2 separate regions of the Homo sapiens genome follow, and region 2 is linked to region 1. Evidence: chromatin loops called from intact Hi-C (ENCODE). Cell type or tissue: PC-3. All regions are shown on one strand. Links, peaks and the distances in the headings refer to the core of each region. The heading gives the core; the rest is flanking DNA.

What was found. A loop is a pair of places that touch in the nucleus more often than their neighbours do. Peaks named below come from ENCODE experiments on the same cell type or tissue, not always from the same donor. Only the 100,000 strongest peaks of a DNase experiment are listed, where the experiment ranks them.
Region 2: it touches region 1 in a loop (5-fold over the local background); 4 of 110 quality-filtered maps call a loop at or near these places.

What each region holds. Positions count from the first base shown.
Region 1 is chr1:151,439,154-151,448,863 of GRCh38, reverse strand. It overlaps POGZ (pogo transposable element derived with ZNF domain), which reads left to right. Exons shown (of 19, transcript NM_015100.4): 2 at 6,659-6,783; 3 at 7,778-7,936. The coding sequence starts at 6,660. Among named protein-coding and RNA genes, the nearest start is that of POGZ, 15 kb to the left of the region's middle. RefSeq lists a silencer at 4,777-4,886 and an enhancer at 4,637-4,931. In PC-3, for the core only: a CTCF peak has its summit at 4,840 (motif pointing left); a DNase peak (open chromatin) is centred at 4,813.
Region 2 is chr1:151,688,428-151,698,129 of GRCh38, reverse strand. It overlaps SNX27 (sorting nexin 27), which reads right to left. Exons shown (of 12, transcript NM_001330723.2): 9 at 5,546-5,695; 10 at 5,091-5,219; 11 at 4,647-4,706; 12 at 1-3,760. The coding sequence ends at 3,713. Among named protein-coding and RNA genes, the nearest start is that of CELF3, 24 kb to the left of the region's middle. In PC-3, for the core only: CTCF peaks have their summits at 4,679 and 4,879 (motif pointing left); a DNase peak (open chromatin) is centred at 4,869.

The DNA.
Region 1 (9,710 bases), core at 1,130-9,129:
GAACAGGGTCTTGCTCTGTTGCCCAGGTTGGAGTGCAGTGGCTCGATCACAGCTCACTTCAGCCTCCACCTCCTGGACTTAAGAGATTCTCCCACCTCAGCCTGTTGAGTAGCTGGGACTACAGATGTGCATGCCACCAACACTCTGCTAATTTTTCTACTTTTTATAGAGATGAGATTTCACCAAGTTGCCCAGGCTGGTCTCGAACCTCTGGGCTCAAAGAATTAGGGCTCAAGCAGTTCTCCCACCTCAGCCTCCTGAAGTGGTGGGATTACAGGCAAAGAAAAGATAGTCTGGAAAAGTTACTTGCTAAAAGGCTTGATTAAACTAAATGTGTCCTCTTTGTTAACCTTTGATTGTTTGATTATATTTTTCTTAAAATTTATCTTTTTAAAATAATTTTTTAAAAATTTTAATAGATATGAGGTCTCTCTCTGTTGCACAAGCTGGTCTCGAACTCCTGAACTCAGGTAATCCTCTCACCTCAGCCTCCCGAAGTGCTAGGATTGCAGATGTGAGCCACCACACCCAGCCAAAATTTCTTAACTACATATAAATTATCTTAATGATCTAGGTATTTTGTTAGGGGAATACATACAGTCAGGATAGGATAAGAGGGGAAGTAATGAGTGGTTTACTAAATATATAAGACAAACATTTCAAGTAAAAATTTCAGGAGAAAATTTTTTTTTAGGTTTCTAAGAAATATATTTGTGGATGTGGAATTTTTCTGTCAGATGACGTAAGAGCAAAGTTGAAGATAGCTAATACTTGGGGATTCATATGGAGGTAATTTTTTATTTAAAATGAGCAAGAAGGACCCTAGCCTTTTATTGTGGTCTTGGAAACTCATTCCCCACCAGTATCATTCCTTGAAGAAATGGTTGGTTCTAGGTCTGGGGCAGGAAATATATGAGATAAGCTGAAACATCTTGACTATCAGCAAAGATTTTATCAAACGATGCTAGGGTTGTGTCAGAAGGACTCAGCAGCCAACTGAAGACGTTCCCACTGGCCAAAATAGGGCACATTGAGTATCTGTAAAGATAACTGCATGGATCAAAACACATCAAAAGCTGGGCACAGTGGCTCATACCTATAATCCCAGCACTTTGGGAATCTGAGGCAGGTGTGTTGCTTGAGTCCAGGAGTTTGAGACCAGCCTGGGAAACATGGTAAGACCCCCTCTCTACCAAAAAAAAAAAAAAAAAAAAAAAAAAATTAGCCAGACATGGTGGCTCTTGGTTATCCCAAGAGTTAGTTAGCTCTTTGTCCCAAGAGTTACTCAAGAGGTTGAGGTGGGAGGATTTCTTGAGCCTGGGAGGTGGAGGTTGCAGTGAGCTGAGATTGTGCCACTGTACTCCAGCCTGGATGAGACCACATCTCACAAAAAAAGAAGAGAAAAAAGAAATTGGGATAATGACTAGATATTTGATATTAAGGGATTATCAGTTTTTTAGGCATGTAATGGTAATACAATTTTTTTGTTTTTAAGATGGAGTCTTGCTCTGTTGTCCAAGCTGGAGTGCAGTGGCACAATCTCGGTTCACTGCAACCTCCGCCTCCTGGGTTCAAGCAATTCTCCTGTTTCAGCCTCCTGAGTAGCTGGAATTACACACCTGGCTAATTTTTGTATTTTTAGTAGAGACAGGGTTTCACCGTGTTGGCCAGGCTGGTCTCAAACTCCTCACCTCATGTGATCCGCCCGCCTTAGCCTCCCGAAGTGCTAGGATTACAGGCTTGAGCCACCGCGCCCAGCCATACAATTTTTTTAAACTATAGTCTTTTAAAGTCCTTATCTTTTAGACCTACATACCAAAATATTTATGAATATGATGTTTTAGAGATTTGTTTCAATATAATACAGGGAAGTGGGGGCATAAATGAAGGAATCCATTTTGAGTTGATAATTTTTGAAACTGAGTGACGAATACATGTCTAACTTTTTTATTCAATTAAAATTTGTATCATTAAAATTAGCAGAAAAGGAACCACTACAATTTTGATTCAGAGACTCGTATGAAAATTTGCCTGTTCACTTGTTGCAGTATGATTCCCAAATTTACTGCCCATCCAAGTTTTCCTTTTTTTTTTTTTTTTTTTTTTTTGAGATGGAGTCTTGCTCTATCGCCCAGGCTAGAGTGCAGTGGCACGATCTCAGCTCACTGCGACCTCCACCTCTCAGGTTCAAGCGATTCTCCTGCCTCAGCTTCCTGAGTAGCTGGGATTACAGGCGTGTGCCACCACACCTGGCTAATTTTTGTATTTTTAGTAGAGATGGGGTTTCACTATGTTAGCCAGGCTAGTCTCGAACTCTCAACCTCAGGTGATCCCCCCGCCTCGGCCTCCCAAAGTGTTGGGATTACAGGCGTGAGCAACCGCGCCCGGCCGTTTTCCTCTTGATGTAGCACTGTATTCACTATGGGCTGGCTTTAAATATCTGAAATTCGCATTTCTGTTTGGCAGTTTTGAAATAAAAAATGAGAAATTAAAATGCCCCTTAAGGATTACATTTCAGCATAATTTTTTTAGTGTGATAAGTATCCAATCCTTCATAGCAAGAAATTAGGGAAGAGGGAATAAAATTCGTTTTTTTTTTTTTTTTTTTTCCTTATGAGAAAGATTTGGTATGGAAGGAGGTTAAATGTGTGGAATGATAGTTTGGGAAGATCTTTTTTTTTTTTTTGAGGGCACATTTTCAGAATCTGGATATACATGTTAACACTGCATATTTAGTAATTACTGTCTTCTTTGTTCAAAAACAGTTGAAAGGCTGCCCTTGCCCATGATCGGGGCTAAAAAAAAAAAAAAAAAAAAGTTGAAAGACGGTATGCCATGGATCACTTGAAAGACCACAGAGAATGGTGGTGTTTCTTGAGAATCTTGGTAGAAATATTAAATACTGCATTTTATTATGTTAGTATAAGATTTCCTTTTGATAACTAGAAAACTACAAGAAGGATCTAAATATGAATTTTCTATTTTTGGTTTGCTGAATATTTATATTAGGTTGATATATCTCTGTTGTATCTTTTAGACCCTGAGTTATAGATGCTGAAAGTGAAAGGAATTGATCACATCCTGAGATAGCAGAGTGTAGGTCAAAATCAAGGACAGTTTTGAAAAATTTGGCTTCAGTGTCTTTCAGAGATGCTTTGTGTATAAGTCTGTGAAATATGTTCAGTCAGCAGACCTAATATTTTCTGAGTTGACAAACCTTATTAGCTAACTCCATCTTCTATGTTGTTTAAAAAAAAATGAAAAATATTTCCCCATAAGTTGGATTTTCTTTTTTTTCTTTCTTTTTTGTCTCTTTCTTTTTTTCTTTTTTTTTTTTTTTTGAGACAGAGTCTGGCTTCTGTTGCCCAGGCTGGAGTGCAGTGGCGTGATCTTGGCTCACTGCAACCTCTGCCTCCTGGGTTCAAGCGATTCTCCTGCCTCAGCTTCCTGAGTAACTGGGATTACAGGCGTGTGCCACCATGTCCGGCTAATTTTTGTATTTTTAGTAGAGGTGGGGTTTCACCATGTTGGCCAGGCTGGTCTGGAACTCCTGACCTCAAATGATCCACCCTTCTCAGCATCCCAAAGTGTTGAGATTACAGATGTGAGCCACTGTGTCCAGCCAAGTTGGATTTTCTTTTCATTTTGAGTCTTTTAATTTACATTGGATATCTTGGCAGTACTCATACCTAAGGAGAAGAGATATTTTTCTCACTTGATTAAAAAGTAGTTAGGACATAAACATCTTTCTTTGCCATCTTTTCAGATCTACCCTTTTTGGTTATTTCCATTTGTTTTTTATTTTATTTTGTAGGGATGGAGTATTGCTCTCCAGCTCTCCAGCTCAGGCTGGAGTGCAGTGGCACCACTGCAGTTACTGTAACCTCGAGCTCACTGTAACCTCGAACTCCTGGGCTCAGGCGATCCTCAATCCTCCTACCTCATCCTCCCTGGTAGCTGGGACCACTGGTGTGTGCTGCACGCCTGGCTAATTTTTAAAAAAAAATTTGTAGAGATGGAGTCTTGCTGTGCTACCCAAGCTGGAGTTCTTTCCATTTCTCTCAGAAGGTCAAATGGAAGAAATTTCAATATTCTTATTAAAATTCATTGCTTTATAAAATAAAGAACTGAAACTCTTAAGGTATTGTAAATACTTAAGATAAAAGAACACCCTTTTGGGTATGCTATTAAAATAACCACAGGCATGACATTGAAAACCACAATTTGTATTCTGATAGCTCTTCATATTCCAAATCAAAGTTTTCATATGTGTGGAGAGTTTGCTTGTAAGTGGTCAGGACAAAAGTAGGTCCTTGAAAACCATCGGCAGAGGTTATTGTCCACAGTTTATATTCATTCTGCTGGGTGTTGGATATTTGCGCATTAATTATCTGTTGACTAAGCTCTCAGAAAGTTATACAGCAAAGAACAATGGAATAAAATTAAGTATTTAAGGAAAAAGTTTTTGAAAATATATTTTGTAGTGGAATTAGACTGGAAAACAAAGGCATGTGTTGTCTTTGTCTCAAAGAATACCTGTGATATGGATTTGATTTCTTTTTAATTCAGTTTCTGGCTAGTATTGTCTTCATATAATTAAGCCTGAAAATAAGAGAATTTAAGTAAGTTGATCCCTTAGATCTTTTTCTTTCCTCACCCCCTTTGTGGCTTTGGTTTAGAAAGACAGAAATAATTAAAATAGAAGATTAAAGACCAGTTAGAATCCAGTTAAGCACTTTACCCATTAAAACCCAGAGTGCCCCTGGCTATAGCTGACTCACTGGGGCACTGCAAGATTGTTTTCAATTTTCAAGCGAAACAATGCCATCTGTTGGGCTTCTTGCAAACTGCTACTGTCAGGATGTATAGCCCTAACTAAATACTCAATAAACAGAATGGTTAGGTTGGTTGTTTGGTTTTGGTTTTCGCTTATGGATGTAGCAGCAGAATTACTAAGACACTAAGGACACTTAGAGCCTTACAGTAAAGGCTTTGTTTGAACATTGAGCAGTAATAGTACTCCCGTTCCAACACAGAGAAACTGACCCTTAGTAAACTGTTATTGGAGGGCAGAATAGCATTAACTCTTTGTTTGCAATGCAGAGATACAGACTTTATTTATTTGTTTTTATTTATTTTTATTTTTTTTGAGATGGACTTTCGCTGTTGTTGCCCAGGCTGGAGTGCAGTGGCGTGAATTGTGGCTCATTGCAACCTCCACTCCCATGTTCAAGCGATTCTCCAGCCTCAGCCTCCCGAGTAGCCGGGATTACAGGCATGCACCACCACGCCCGGCTAATTTTATGTTTTTAGTAGAGATGGGTTTTCTCCATGTTGGTCAGGCTGATCTCAAACTCCCGATCTCAGGTGATCCGACCTCAGGTGATCCGCCCACCTCGGCCTCCCAAAGTGCTGGGATTACAGGCGTGAGCCACTGCACCCGGCTCAGACTTTAATTTTTTAAAGGGACATGTAATTTAGGCAGTGTTTTCAAATTAAGGGTTGACTCCGAAATCACAGTGGAATGGCCTCCAGGATTTCCTAGACTAGACGTACAAGGTAGTAGTAGGACTGGGACTAGAGTATGACAAGTAAGGTTCTCATCTTAGATGCAAAATTTAAAGGAGTACAGAGAGGTTCAGTAATCATAATAAATGCATTTTAATGCATCATTTTAAAAGATCAATATTAATGCAGAACAATCCATAATGAACAGAATATCTATTTTAAATAAAGACTGAATCCGATCCTGCACTTGCTTGACTCACCTCACTGTCCTCATCCTAACCCTGGCCCTGGGTATTACACATTAAACTTTTTGTTGTTGTTGTTGTTTTTGAGACGGAGTCTCTATTGCCCAGGCTGGAGTGCAGTGGTGCGATCTTGGCTCACTGCAACCTCTGCTGCCCGGGGTTCAAGCAATTCTCCTGCCTCAGCCTCCCAAGTAGCTGGGATTACAGGCGCCTGCCAGCGTGCCCGGCTAATTGTTGTGTTTTTAGTAGAGATGGGGTTTCACCATGTTGGCCAGGCTGGTCTTGAACTCGTGACCTCGTGATCCACCCACTTCAGCCTACCAAAATGCCGGGATTACAAGCATAAGCCACTGTGCCTGGCCTAAACTTTTATAATCCTAATTTTTTTTTTTTTTTTTTTGAGACAGAGTCTCACTCTGTCCCCCAGGCTGGAGTGCAGTGTTGTGATCTTGACCCCCTGCAACCTCTGCCTCCTGGATTCAAACGATTCTCGTGCCTCAGCCTCCCAAGTAGCTGGAATTACAGGGGTGCACCGCCACGCCTGGCTAATTTTTGTATTTTGAGTAAAGACAGGGTTTTGCCATGTTGGCCAGTCTGGTTCTCTAACTCCCAACCTCAGGTGATCCACCTCCCTCGGCTTCCCAAAATGTTGGGATTACAGGTGGGAGCCACCATGCCCGGCCTGTAACCCTAATTATTAAATAATTTGCTGTGGAATGGATTCTAATATTCAATAATAGAAGTTGTAATTCTGAACCCTTGGAAATGGAGGAAGGCTAGAGGATATGATAAAGGAGTCCAAGGAGGTAGGTTACCAATGGAGTCAAAGTTCTGATTTCATATTTGGTATAAAGCAATATCTCCTATTCTTAGGCCCATATCTTATTTGAATGTTTTTCTTATAGCATGGCGGACACCGACCTGTTCATGGAATGTGAGGAGGAGGAGTTGGAGCCATGGCAGAAAATCAGTGATGTCATTGAGGACTCTGTAGTTGAAGATTATAATTCAGTGGATAAAACTACCACAGGTAACAAAAGCTCTTCTGATCTTAGATGGTTTAAATTAATTAAATTGAATGGTATTTTGGTTAACAAAGTGTGAGATGGAAAAGGACTTGAAGAATCCAGGGAGACCTCGTTGTGGCACTCACTGGTGCTGCCTTTTTTCCCATGCTCTAGTCTGTGAAAACCTCAGTTTCCTCATCCATATAGCTAGAAACTATATATTTAATTCATCGAAAACATTGGAAGGTTGGATTAACCAGTGTTTATCAAATATCTAGCAGTCTTCTTACTAAAAGATGTATGAACAAGAATTCAAAGTGGTGGTGTGTGTGTGTCAGTGCTCATTTATGTACCCAGTCAAAAATAGGTTCCCATAGTCTTGTTTTTTTTGTTTTATTTTGTTTTACTTGAACTTGGTTTCCTTTGTGAGTGGAGTAGAAATTGCCTTGTGTCTGCCTTCATGGACAGTTTACAAATTTAGGCTTGTTAGCTTTTCTTTCATAAAGGTGATACTGCTGGGTCAAATTCTAGATTGCCCTGAATTCAGAAAATGGGTGGTAGTTCTTTTGCTCCCCTAAATTGTACCAGTTGCTCTATATTTTTATCTTTCCTGTCTTGAGACCTGAAGATGGCATTGGTTTGGGCTGAAATAGGGCACAGTTCAGGGTCTTTTGGATGGCTTAATATGCATGATTATGAATACCACTAGTGGTAATAATAAACCTTTGAGTCCTAGAGGTTTGCTAGTGCTATGTAAGCAAAGATTAAAATCCCAGTTCAGTGGGCTCCGTGATGTAACTTAATTAACCAGGAGATGTGAGACGAAGAAGGGATTGTGTTTAAATGGTGGACTAAGGGTTAAGTAGGAGGAGAAATCACATGAACAGTTGGATTTATGAAACAGGAAACTTTTTGGCTATAGAGACCCACAATAAGATGGAAAGGGAAGATTAGAGCAGTATCCTTTAGTGTCATCTGTCCCTGTCTCCAAGTGACTATGCCTCCCCTTCCCCACAGTTTCTGTGAGCCAGCAGCCAGTCTCGGCTCCAGTGCCCATCGCTGCCCATGCTTCTGTTGCTGGGCACCTCTCTACATCCACCACCGTTAGTAGCAGCGGGGCACAGAACAGCGACAGTACAAAGAAGACTCTTGTCACACTAATTGCCAACAACAATGGTAAGTGGGATTATTGGGAAATAATAATCCTGGGCTAGAGGGGTGAAAGAATAAAAAAGGTCTCAGGGACAGCCCTACCTGTTTAGTTAGGTACAGATGTGGTTCTACTAGTTGGAAAATGAATTTAGTAATGATTCTCTGATACGGAAGTGATTTCTGTAGATGGTGCTATTCCTTCTAAGTTAGTGCTGACTCGGTACTGGTGTTTCAAGTGAGAGAGCAGTAGATTCTTGCTATTGATAATTTCTTGGAGAGAAAATGTCAACCCAAAATTCCTGTTAAGATTTTTTTGTTTGGTTGGTTGGTTGTTTTTGTTTCTTTAATGAGAAAAATTCCATTAGTTTGGTAAGAATTTTCCCAGGGCAGTTCTGTATTTTCTCTGGCAGATTCATTTGTTTATTGGTTCCTGAGTATGGAAGATAGGATAGGGTTGTTGTCTACATGAAAGAAATGGTGAAAGACTAGTGTTTTTAGTGTATTTTATTTTATTTTTTTTAATAGAAAGGCTATATAGTATTGGTTTCTATTTAATTTCTAATGTCTATTTCTACACTCCTAAGATGAGTTGTTGACCAGTTATGTCTCAAGATTCATAACTGAAGTAGGCACTTTCATAGAGTCATTGCATCGCTGCGAGGGACTTTATTTTTTAATTATTTTATTTCCTTTAAAACTAAAACAGCTTTAGTACTACAAAAATAATATATGCATTGTAGAAAAACTATAAAGTGAAAAAAAAAAGGAACAAAAAAATGTTTAACCATAATCCCACCACCTGAAGATAACTGATGGTTACTTTTATTCTGTACATATATTTATTTTTTATTTTTATATACATCTATATGTTATATGTGGTGATTTTCATTTGACAAAAAAAGATTATACAAGTTGTACATTACTCTGCCTGCCTTTTCCCCTTAATAGTGAATATCTTATTTTAATAGTCATCTATAACATTTTTGATGACTGACTGTATTTCCCATTATTTGATTAACTTATTAACAATGGGTTGTAAGAGGGTATATTGCTATTTTTAAGAGCTTCAGTGAACATTCCTATCTCTGTATCTTTTCTCGCATTGTTAATTAGTTCTGCAAATATATTTCTGAAACAAATTGTTGGCTCAAAGGTCATCACAGTTTTTAAGAATTGTGATCAGTATTGTTCCTGGATTGGCCATCTAGAAATGTTGTGTCAGTTTATATTGCTGATAGAAGAGAGTATGGTTTTTAGTTTGGGAATATAACCATTTATATGTGCATTCCCCATTGTTGAACATTTATTAGGGTCCCCATCCTTTGTGATTACAAATGATGCTGTGGTGAATGTTTTCAGGCATGTGTCCTTGCCTACTGTGTAAAACGTATTTGCAATATAAAGTCTTAGAGGTGAGATTTGCTGGATCAGGTGTTTATAATTTGATAGACGTTGTCAAGTTGTCCTAATAGGTTGCTCTAAATAAGTGCCCGCCAGTAGCTCTTTCCCCGCATTGTTGCCAACTTTAGGTATTATCAAACTTTAAAACCTCCATGATTTCCAAAGGTTTTCAGTATTTGGGTACTGAAAATATGATGATTTTATGGGGAATCTTTAGACTTCTAAAAAACTTATAAATGGGATCCCTTGTATGTATAAAGATGGGGAACCATTTATGTAAAGATTTCTATTATTTTACAGATGTGGAAACTGAGGCCTAGAGAGTCTAAATAATTTGCTTTTGTTATAAGTAATAATAGTTGCTAAGTGACTAAACTGTATTTGCATTTTCTGGACT
Region 2 (9,702 bases), core at 1,703-9,702, 250 kb before region 1:
ATCTAATTCCCCCCTGAGAGCTCAGTCCAGGCCTAGGAGCTGCCCTGAGCATGCACATATCTGTACCTGTGTTTAGGCCTAGGGTAAGGACGGGGTGGAAAAATGGAGAATAGAATAAACATATAAAGAGCAGAGGGCCCAAAGCATGGCCCAAGGGAACCTTTCTGCAGGGACAGGTTTCTCAGGGTCTACATTTTCTCCTGGGCCATAAAAAGCTCTGAGCTTCTACCCCTGAGGATAGAAACCAAGTGTGGAGGAAGGCCAGTGAGAGACCAGGAGGATCCTGCTGGTTCTGCTGGGATGAAGCTGGGGGCACTGGGAGACCCCCTCTTCCCAGGGACAAATTGCAAAAGAAGTCTGGGTAGAAGCCTCCCTGGGCAGAAGCTGGGACTAAGAAGAACAGTAGGGATTACAGAAAGGAAGTGCAGAGGAAGGGGAGAGAGAAGAGTCACAACACTGCTTCATGCAAAGAAGGGCTTGATCCTATGGGATCCACGCAGCCACAGGGAACCCGCCTCCATCACCCAAGGCCGTGCATGGGTGGAAGAGAAGAAGGCGCTGTCCTTTGGGGTGCCCTCCTTCCCCACCTCCTTGCTGCAGCTGGGTGCGTTGTTACTGGGACACTTTCAAAAGGGCTGTTCCTAAATAAATTCTGCCAACAGGCCAACTACCTATAGGGCCCTCACCTAATCTCCAAAGCACCAAGTGAATGCTATGCCAGAAAGGGAACATAACACCATCTACCCATTCTAAGGGGCCTCCAAATCCCTATGTCTCATGTCTGAAGGTCAGCATTCAAGCTGTCGCATGGAATCCCAGCTCTGTTCACTACTGTCCCACTCTGAGCGAGTAGGGGCAAATTGCTATTTTTACAGTTTGAACAAAGCTGGTGCCAAGTCTCTTTAGCATCTAGGAGTGGGAAATCAACATGTCTTCTTTTCAGGGTCCTTTGGCTCATTTTAAATTCATTTAAGTCAAAAGAAGTTAGTTCTGTGTCAAAGTCTTCAAATTAGGGATCCCTCTGCAACTTTACACATTCAGCATTCTCACGTTTTGTACTCTGTGATTTCACCTAGATTTGGAGAAGGTGAGGGAGGAAAGGCTGTCCTCTTTGATCCCATACCATGCAGGGGCAAATGGCTGCCAGCATAACAAAATAAGAAGGAAAGAAAGAAAAGTGGGCCAGGCGCAGTGGCTCACTCCTGTAATCCTAGCACTTTGGGAGGCCGAGGTGGGCAGATTACTTGAGGTCAGGAGTTCAAAACCAACCTGGCCATCATGGTGAAACCCCGCCCTACCAAAAATACAAAAAATTAGTGGGGCGTGGTGGTGTATGCCTGTAATCCCAGCTACTTGGGAGGCTGAGGCAGGAGAATCGCTTGAACCCAAGAGGCAGAGGGTGCAGTGAGCCGAGATCGTGCCACTGCACTCCAACCTGGGCGACAGAGCAAGACTCTGGGAAAAAAAAAAAAAAAAAACAGAAAAAAAGGAAGGAAGGAAGGGGAAAGAAAAGTGGCCTCACAATGATTTGCAACAACAAATTACAAAAAAGAGATGAAAGAAGGAAAGCAAAAGAAAGAAAGAGAAAGAAAGAAAGAAAGAAAGAACGAAAGAACGAAAGAACGAAAGAAAGAAAGAAAGAAAGAAAGAAAGAAAGAAAGAAAGAAAAAGTGGCCTCACAATGATTTGCAAAAACAAATTACAAAAAAGAGACTTTCCAACCACCCCAACACTGCTTAGTAGAATTGACTACAACCAATTATGACTGTCTCCCAGTTAGAGCAAAAGATGCCATCCTAGGAAGGTTTTTGTTTAGAAAGGGGAGAAGGGAAAAAGAAAAGGCTCAAAGATGTGTTTTAGTTGCATCTGAGCCTGACTTGGTGCTTCTTATGCATTATCTACAGAGCTTAGGGGCTGGGAATATTGTCCTACCCCAATTAGCCCTGGCTTCTGATCCTGGGATGCAGCTCTTAAGTCTCAAAGGGTCTAGCTGCAAGATCAGATGAGGAGCTCTTTAACGGACAGAAAGCAGAAAGGTTTTCGTTCAGTCTCCTTTCAATTAAAACTTGGGAGATCCAATCTAATCAACCATATTCCTACTACTCCTTCCTAGGTTCTCAGCTGGCTTGGATGGGGCTATCGTTTGGTTGGCACAGACCACTGACCCACTGCAAGTTTCCCCAAGGCCTTGAAGATACTATTGGATCCCTTCCCATCACTGCTGTTTAAGGAAGTCACAGAGAATGCCGTAGTTATGGGTGGTTATTGGTCAGGAATGGAGGAGGTAAAACCTCATGTACATAGGGCATTTCTTGCTTTCTTTCCTCTATGTAAGTCCAACCTGTGTGCCTAAGGTATCAGCTTAACTCTGGTCCTGAGTACTATCCCTGCTGCAAAAAAGGCAGGGAAGGACACAGTGGCTCATGCCTGTAATCCCAGCACTTTGGGAGGCTGAGACAAGAGGATCACCTGAGGCCAGGAGTTTGAGACCAGCCTGGGCAACATAGTGAGACCCTGTCTCTACAAAAAAATTTTAAGAAGAATTAGCCAGGTGTGGTGGTGCACACCTGTAGTCCCAGCTACTCAGGAGGGTGAGGCGGAAGGATCACCTGAGCCCAGAATTCAAGGTAACAGTGAGCTATGTTCATGCCACCACATTCCAGTCTGGGCGACAGAGTAAGACCCTGTCTCAGAAAAAAAAAAAAAAAAAAAAAAAAAAGGCAAGGAAAACAGGAAATTACTACCATGAAGTGTTTCAGGTTCAGGTTCCCATGGCATCAACCTCCTGAGCCAGGGTCGGTTGAGGGAAAGCATACCGAGGCTCTAGGAAAGCAGGAAGGAGGTGCAGAATGTGGCTAGAAAGCCAGGAGTGAGAGAAATAGATGGATCAAAAAAATTGTCACAGAATCAAGAGCCCATACCAGGACTTCAGGCTCTCCCTGCAGAACTACAGCCTGTTAACCTTGAGAAACACACCTCTTTCTCCTCCCCAGCACCCTCTTGGAAGATAAAGAAACTATACTCCTTGTTCCTAGACTCTATGGCAACCCATGAGCCGGAATCTATACTCAATACAAAAAAAGGGGCAAAAATCCAAGCAGGTTGTAAACTTTTCAAGTCCTTCATGAGGAGAGGTATTTTTCCCTGTAAAATGCTTTTTTTTCCTTTTTAAAGTTTGTTTCAAAAGAAAGAGAGCACGAGGGAGGTCATGGATTCTAGTGAAAGGTGTGTAAAAACACAAGCTAAAAAAGGTACTGCCATCAATATGAAATTTAAAAAGAAATATATATATGTATATACGTGCAGCTAATTTGTGTATATATAATTTTTACATACATACATATATATGTCTGAACAGTGCAAATGGATGAAGTTCATAGTTCCAGTTTTAAAAATATAGTACAAGGAGAGGCTGTTGGTATGAGGCCCAGGTGAAAGGACAAAGATACCTTTGGCAAGTTGGTTGGGCTTATTTCTTTTCCTGCCTTAACTCAGTTGACTTCTGGTGCTGACCGATCTGCTGTTCACTACCACCTCAATTCCAGAGACATGAAATTCAGAGGGGGTTATTAATAATATTTAGTTTAGGGCTTTTGAATATAACGACTTTAACTTTTTCTCTTCTTTTTTGTTAATGGTTACTCTGTCTGAAATGGGACATGAAAGGAGTAAGAGGATGGGGGTGAAGGGAAGGGAAGGGGATAAGGAAAGGCTAGGTGGCCACATCTCTCTGCTGTGACCTCGCCATCTGGAAAATGTTCTGAAAGGAAAAAAAAAAAGAGTTATTGGGAAGGCACATCTCCTCTTATCTGGAGACAACTCCACAAACAGAAGCTAAAAAGGTATGCCTGGATGACTCAATCTGATTGGCCACATCTTTCTTGATATAACTTCTCATCTAGAATCATAGCCTTTTAGAGCCGGAAGGGACCTTGGATATTAATTACGTGGTTCAGTCTTCCTGTTTCACAGAAGAGAAAACTGAAAGCTAGGGAGGCTGATTTACCCAAAATTACACAGAGGGAAAAAAAAGCCAGGAGAAAACCCAGATAAAATTCCCAGAGCCCAATGTTCTTTCTACTGTACTAAAATATAAATTTTCATGTTCTTGACTTGACCTCCTGATTCTTTCAAAGATTTTCTTTGAGAATAAGTAACTAATTATTCAGAATCTTCCAAATTCTGTTCCAGCACTGGCACATACAGACAGCAGTAAAGCAACAGCAAACACCTTCCCTCACACAAACATTCTTGGTTCGCCTAGAAAGACTGCCAGGACTCATCCAGTCAAGACGGCTACAACTGAGGACAGCTTCCCCTGTGGGTCAGGAACAACATGGAGGGTGATCTGATTTAAAAAACTGGCAGAGGAGGGTCCATGAAGTCATGAGAGATGGAAGAGCCTGTAGCCAATGTCCACCCTCTAGACAAGGGAAGAAGCAGGGCTTTTTTGCACAGCCCGTTCACCATCCAGAGGCCAACCTTGCTGGAAGAATGTCCTGGCTCACATGAGATAATCAGTCTCTAACTAATATTCCTAGAAAGACAGAGATGGAGGTGAGGGTCCCAGGTATTTGGCCACAGGCCTATAAATTTTAAAGAAACAAAAAGATGAAAAGGTCAATTCAAGGACTGTTCAGAATTACCTCTTTTCTCCACTTGAGCTCGCAGAACACCCTCTCGAAGCACTCATGCATGTAATTGAACTGAAAAAAAAGGTGGTGACACTCACTAACTTCTCAAGAGCAGGCATCTCAGGACTGTGCCTTTGAACTCCTGTCCCCAGTCATCCCATCTTCCAAACTCAGTCTAGAGAAAAACCCTGACAAGTACCATAAAACCCAGGCCTGGTTCATCCACTATTCTCTAGCTCCTTCTAGTGGTAACTACGAGCCAAGTGGGATAGGAAATTGCCAATTCCAGTCAGGCCTAAAGCAAAAACAGGATGAATCTGGGGGCTCCAGGATTCAAACAGGTTCGGATCTCAAGACAACTACTAGCTCTATCTCTCTCTCCATTTATGCATTTAGCTGAAAAAAAAAACAAAAAAACAAACTAAGTCCCAGTTACTTTCCCCAAATTGCACTCACATATGGCGTGAAGATTTTAACCCATCGGGGCTTCTTCTCTCCTCGTGCATATTCGAAACAGAAGGCCATCCCTTCTTCATCTGTGTCCCATCGCTGCATCTCATCCCATTCAAATGCAATTACCTGGTTCTGGACAACCAAGACAAGGGAGTAAGGTACAGTCTGTGTTTCAGAGTGCTGGGGAACTGAGGTAGGGGGTTCTGAACCAGGAGACAGAAGAGAAATGAATGGATGTCTGCATCGCTTCAGAGAAAGGACTGTGATAGAAGAATACAAATCAGTGGAAGCAGCCAATGAAGTTGAGGATCAGTGTGGATTCCATGCCTGTTTATTTGCCCCAGTCAAAATACAGTTTTGATTTCATTTCCCCCTAAAATGGAATTAAAACGTCACAAGCAAGTGAGCATCAAAGTATCTCCAGTCCTCGCAGCCAGAGCCCTATGCTGAAAACTCACCTCCAGCTGTCCTTCTTCAGTGCAGGCATGCAGTTTAAAGTGCGTGATGCTGATGGCTGTGATAACGTGCCCCTTCCTCCTGGAGTCACAGGCACAGTGGGGAAAGATGATTTCATTGTAGCCCTCACAAGTCCTTAGCATGTTGAGGTACTAAAAAAAAAAAAAAAAAAAAAAAAAAGGAAGGAGAAACAGGAAACAGGGTTACTATGGTATTAAACACAATAAAGAGCTATTGAGATGTGGTGCAAGAAAAAGAACAAAGAGTATTCTCACCCAACAACCTGAAGACCTGGCCTCTGGTCTCACACCCATCTCTAAGTTGGGAAAGGACTCTGAGACAATTCTTTTCTTTTTATTTTTTGAGACCAGGTCTTGCTCTGTCACTTAGGCTGGAGTGCAGTAGCATGATCTTGGCTCACTGAAACCTCAACCTCCAGGGCTCAAGCAATCCTCCCACCTTAGCCTCCAGTGATCCTCCTGCCTCAGCCTCCCAAGTAGCTGGGACCACAGGCACACACCACCATACCCAGCTAATTTTTTGATTTTCTATAGAGACAGGGTCTCCCTATGTTACGCACGCTGGTCTTGAACTCCTGGGCTCAACTAATCCTCCCACCTCAGCCACCGAAAGTGCAAGGGTTACAGGCATGAGCCACCGTGCCTGGCTAGCAATTCTTTATCCCACTTTCAACTTCTACTTTTTTTTGCCATAAGTAAGGAAACAACACCTTCATACTTCTAACCCTCCTTTCTCTACTTCAAAAAGATACAGGCCAGGCGCGGTGGCTCACGCCGGTAATCCCAACACTTTGAGAGGCCGAGGCGGGTGGATCACGAGGTCAGGAAATCAAGACCATCCTGGCTAACACAGTGAAACCCCGTCTCGATGGAGTGCAGTGGCATGACCATGTCTCACTGCAGCCTCAAATACCTAAAAATACAAAAAATTAGCCAAGCATGGTGGCACATGCCTGTAATTCCAGCTACTCGGAAGGCTGAGGCAGGAGAATCGCTTGAACCCAGGAGGCAGAGGTTGCAGTGAGCTGAGATTGCGCCACTGCACTCCAGCCTGGGAGACAGAGCAAGACTCTGTCTCAAGGAAAAAAAAAAAAAAAAAACCAGAAAAACAAAAAGATACACAGATGAAAACCAGAAGATATACTATAACCAGGACTCACAGGGCTAGAAGGGGTCTCACAATTCTGTTTAGTCTGATCCTCTATTTTCATTGTAATCAAGGGATGGGCATCTAATCTATCCTTACAATTAAGAAAGGGAGTAAATATTTCTCTTTTTCTTTTTTGAGACAGAGTCTGGCTCTGTCACCCAGGCCGGAGTGCAGTGGCACATCTCGGCTCACTGCAAGCTCCACCTCCTGGGTTCACGCTATTCTCCTACCTCAGCCTCCTGAGTAGCTGGGACTATAGGCACATACCACCTTCTATTTCACTTTCTCTTTTTTATTGTCCTTCCTAGATCAGTGATAAACATGGATACTGCTTAATCCTGCCATTGGCACTATAAACAAAATAAATCTCTGACTCCTATACTTTGGTAAATATGACAGGGGTGGGTGGTATAGAACAGAACTCTTCTGGGGTTATAATAAACAGCAATGCCTGAAACACAGAGGAGTGAGGAAGAGGCCCAGACTACCCTGGGCTTGAATCCTGGCCCCATTACTTCCATTACTTCCTAACTGTGCAACCTTGCGCAAGCTACTTTAAGGCAGGCAAATTACTTAATCCCAGGTGCCTCAGTTTCCTCTTCCATAAATGGGAAATAATAATAACATCTAAACCACAGTGTGATTTGTGAGCATTAAATACAGAGTATTTGGCTGGGCATGGTGGCTCACACTTGTAATCCCAACACTTTGGGAGGCTGAGGTGGGAGGATCACTTGAACCCAGGAGTTAGAGACCAGCCTAGGCAATATAGTGAAACCCCATCTCTATAAAAAAAAAAACAAAAAAAAAATTTGCCGGGCACCTGTAGTCCTAGCTACTTGGGAGGGTGAGGTGGGAGGATTGCTTGAGCCCAGGAGGTCAAGGCTATGATGGAACCACTGCACTCCAGCCTGGCTGAGACTGCACCACTGCAATCTCAAAATAAGTGACCTGTCTCAAAACAAGAAATAAAAATAAAAAAGATATTTAACATAGTACTCAGCCATAATTAGGCATTTAATAAATGACAGCTAAAAAAAAACTTTTAAAGTATCTGGAAATTACTTTTAAAAATCCCTGGGGTGAGCTTCAAGTCAGTGACAGTAAAACAAACAAACACACAAATCTCCTGAGGGGAAAAAAGCATGTGAGTGAGATAGAGGCAACATGAATGGCAGAAAGTCGAAGGCTATCGAAGCTGGGTAATGGATACAAGGGGATTAATTGTATTTTTCTTCCAACTTCTTTATGTATTTAAAAATTTATACAGCTGGGTGTGGTGGCTCATGCCTGTAATCCCAGCACTTTGGGAGGCCAAGGCAGGCAGATCACCTGAGGTCAGGAGTTCGAGACCAGCCTGGCCAACATGGTGAAACCCCATTTTTACTAAAAATACAAAAATTAGCCAGGCATAGTGGCATGCACCTGTAATCCCAGCTACATGAGAGGCTGAGGCAGAAGAATTGCTTGAACCTGGAAGGTGGAGGCTGCAGTGAGCCGGGATTGTGCCACCGCACTCCAGCCTGCCTGGGCAACAGACTGAGACTCCATCTCAAAAAAAAAAAAGTATATATAGATACAATAAAATGTTAAAAGAAAAAGAACACCCTAGCAACCAGGCCTCTGGCACTCAATCCAAGCCATCTTCCTAACATAGTCATCAGAAACTTTACATGCTCGATAAGCAGCAATTCTGCTCCAGGACACTTAACACCTCTGTAAATGCCAGTGGGTGTCGTTGACCCTTGAAACTAGTACTACTCATGTCCTTTAACAAAACAGGATTACATACAGCACATCTGTTGAGAGTTCTCTTCGTTGAGAGGTACCACTACTGTTTTGACAAATATTTCTGCCACAATCTCTAATTGGGACTTTTACTATAATAGATCTTTTAAAAAGAGAGAAGCATGCCGACAAAGGCAGGGATTTGGGAAAAGAGATCAGAAGAAGCGTGGAGCTCTGAGTACCTTAAACTCTCTCTTTGTGACCTTGAGTAAGTTATTCTACCTGGGGTCTTCTCTTCTGCCATCTGGAAATAAAAGACATTGCTGCTATCCTGTCTTCCCTGATGCAGGGAAAAATATATGCACTGGAGCCTGACAAAAATGGGTTCAAATCACATTTTCAAATTCTAGTTCCACTTCTGAGAAGCTACGTCATCTTAGGTAAGAATCTTAATCTCTCAGACTTCACTTCTCTGTAAAGTAAGAATAATACCTGCAGGGTTGTTATAAGGAGAAAATGAGACTTCATATAAAGTGCCTAGACCAGTCAGGCACATAATACATGCCCTGTCCGTCCCCTCTGAATCAAAAGACTAATTTATCCCTCCATATTCAAGAATGTAGTCCTTGAAAGCAAAAGACCTTCAGGGGACTTCTTAATGGCATAAGCTCTAAAAATAACCCAAGTGAAAACTAAGGGCACCTGTGCCCTTGGTGAGCCGATAAAGGTAAAGTCTCATTGGAAGACAAGGTTTTCAGAGAGCTCAGATTGGGCAGTATTTATCAGCATTAAGTGGGCAGTCTCTACATTCTTGGGCTTGCACAAAGCCTCAAAGAAGAAACATTTAAAACTTTACAGGAGAGGATCAGAAAAAACACCCAGGTAGTATCATGCTTACTACCTGGGTGACAAAATAATCTGTACACCAAACTCCCATGACATGCAGTTTATCTATGTAACAAATCTGCACGTGTCCCTAAACCTAAAATGAGTTACAAAAATTTATTTATATAAATCAAAAATTCGTAAAAACAGGTGAATTTTTTTTTTTTTTTTTGAGACAGAGTCTCACTCTGTTGCCCAGGCTGGAGTGCAGTGGCATGATCTCAGCTCACTGCAACCTCCGCCTCCCGGGTTCAAGCAATTCTCCTGCCTCAGCCTCCTGAGTAGCTGGGATTATAGGCGTGCACCCCCACACCCAGCAATTTTTTGTACTTTTAGTAGAGACGGGGTTTCACCATGCTGGCCAGGCTGGTCTCGA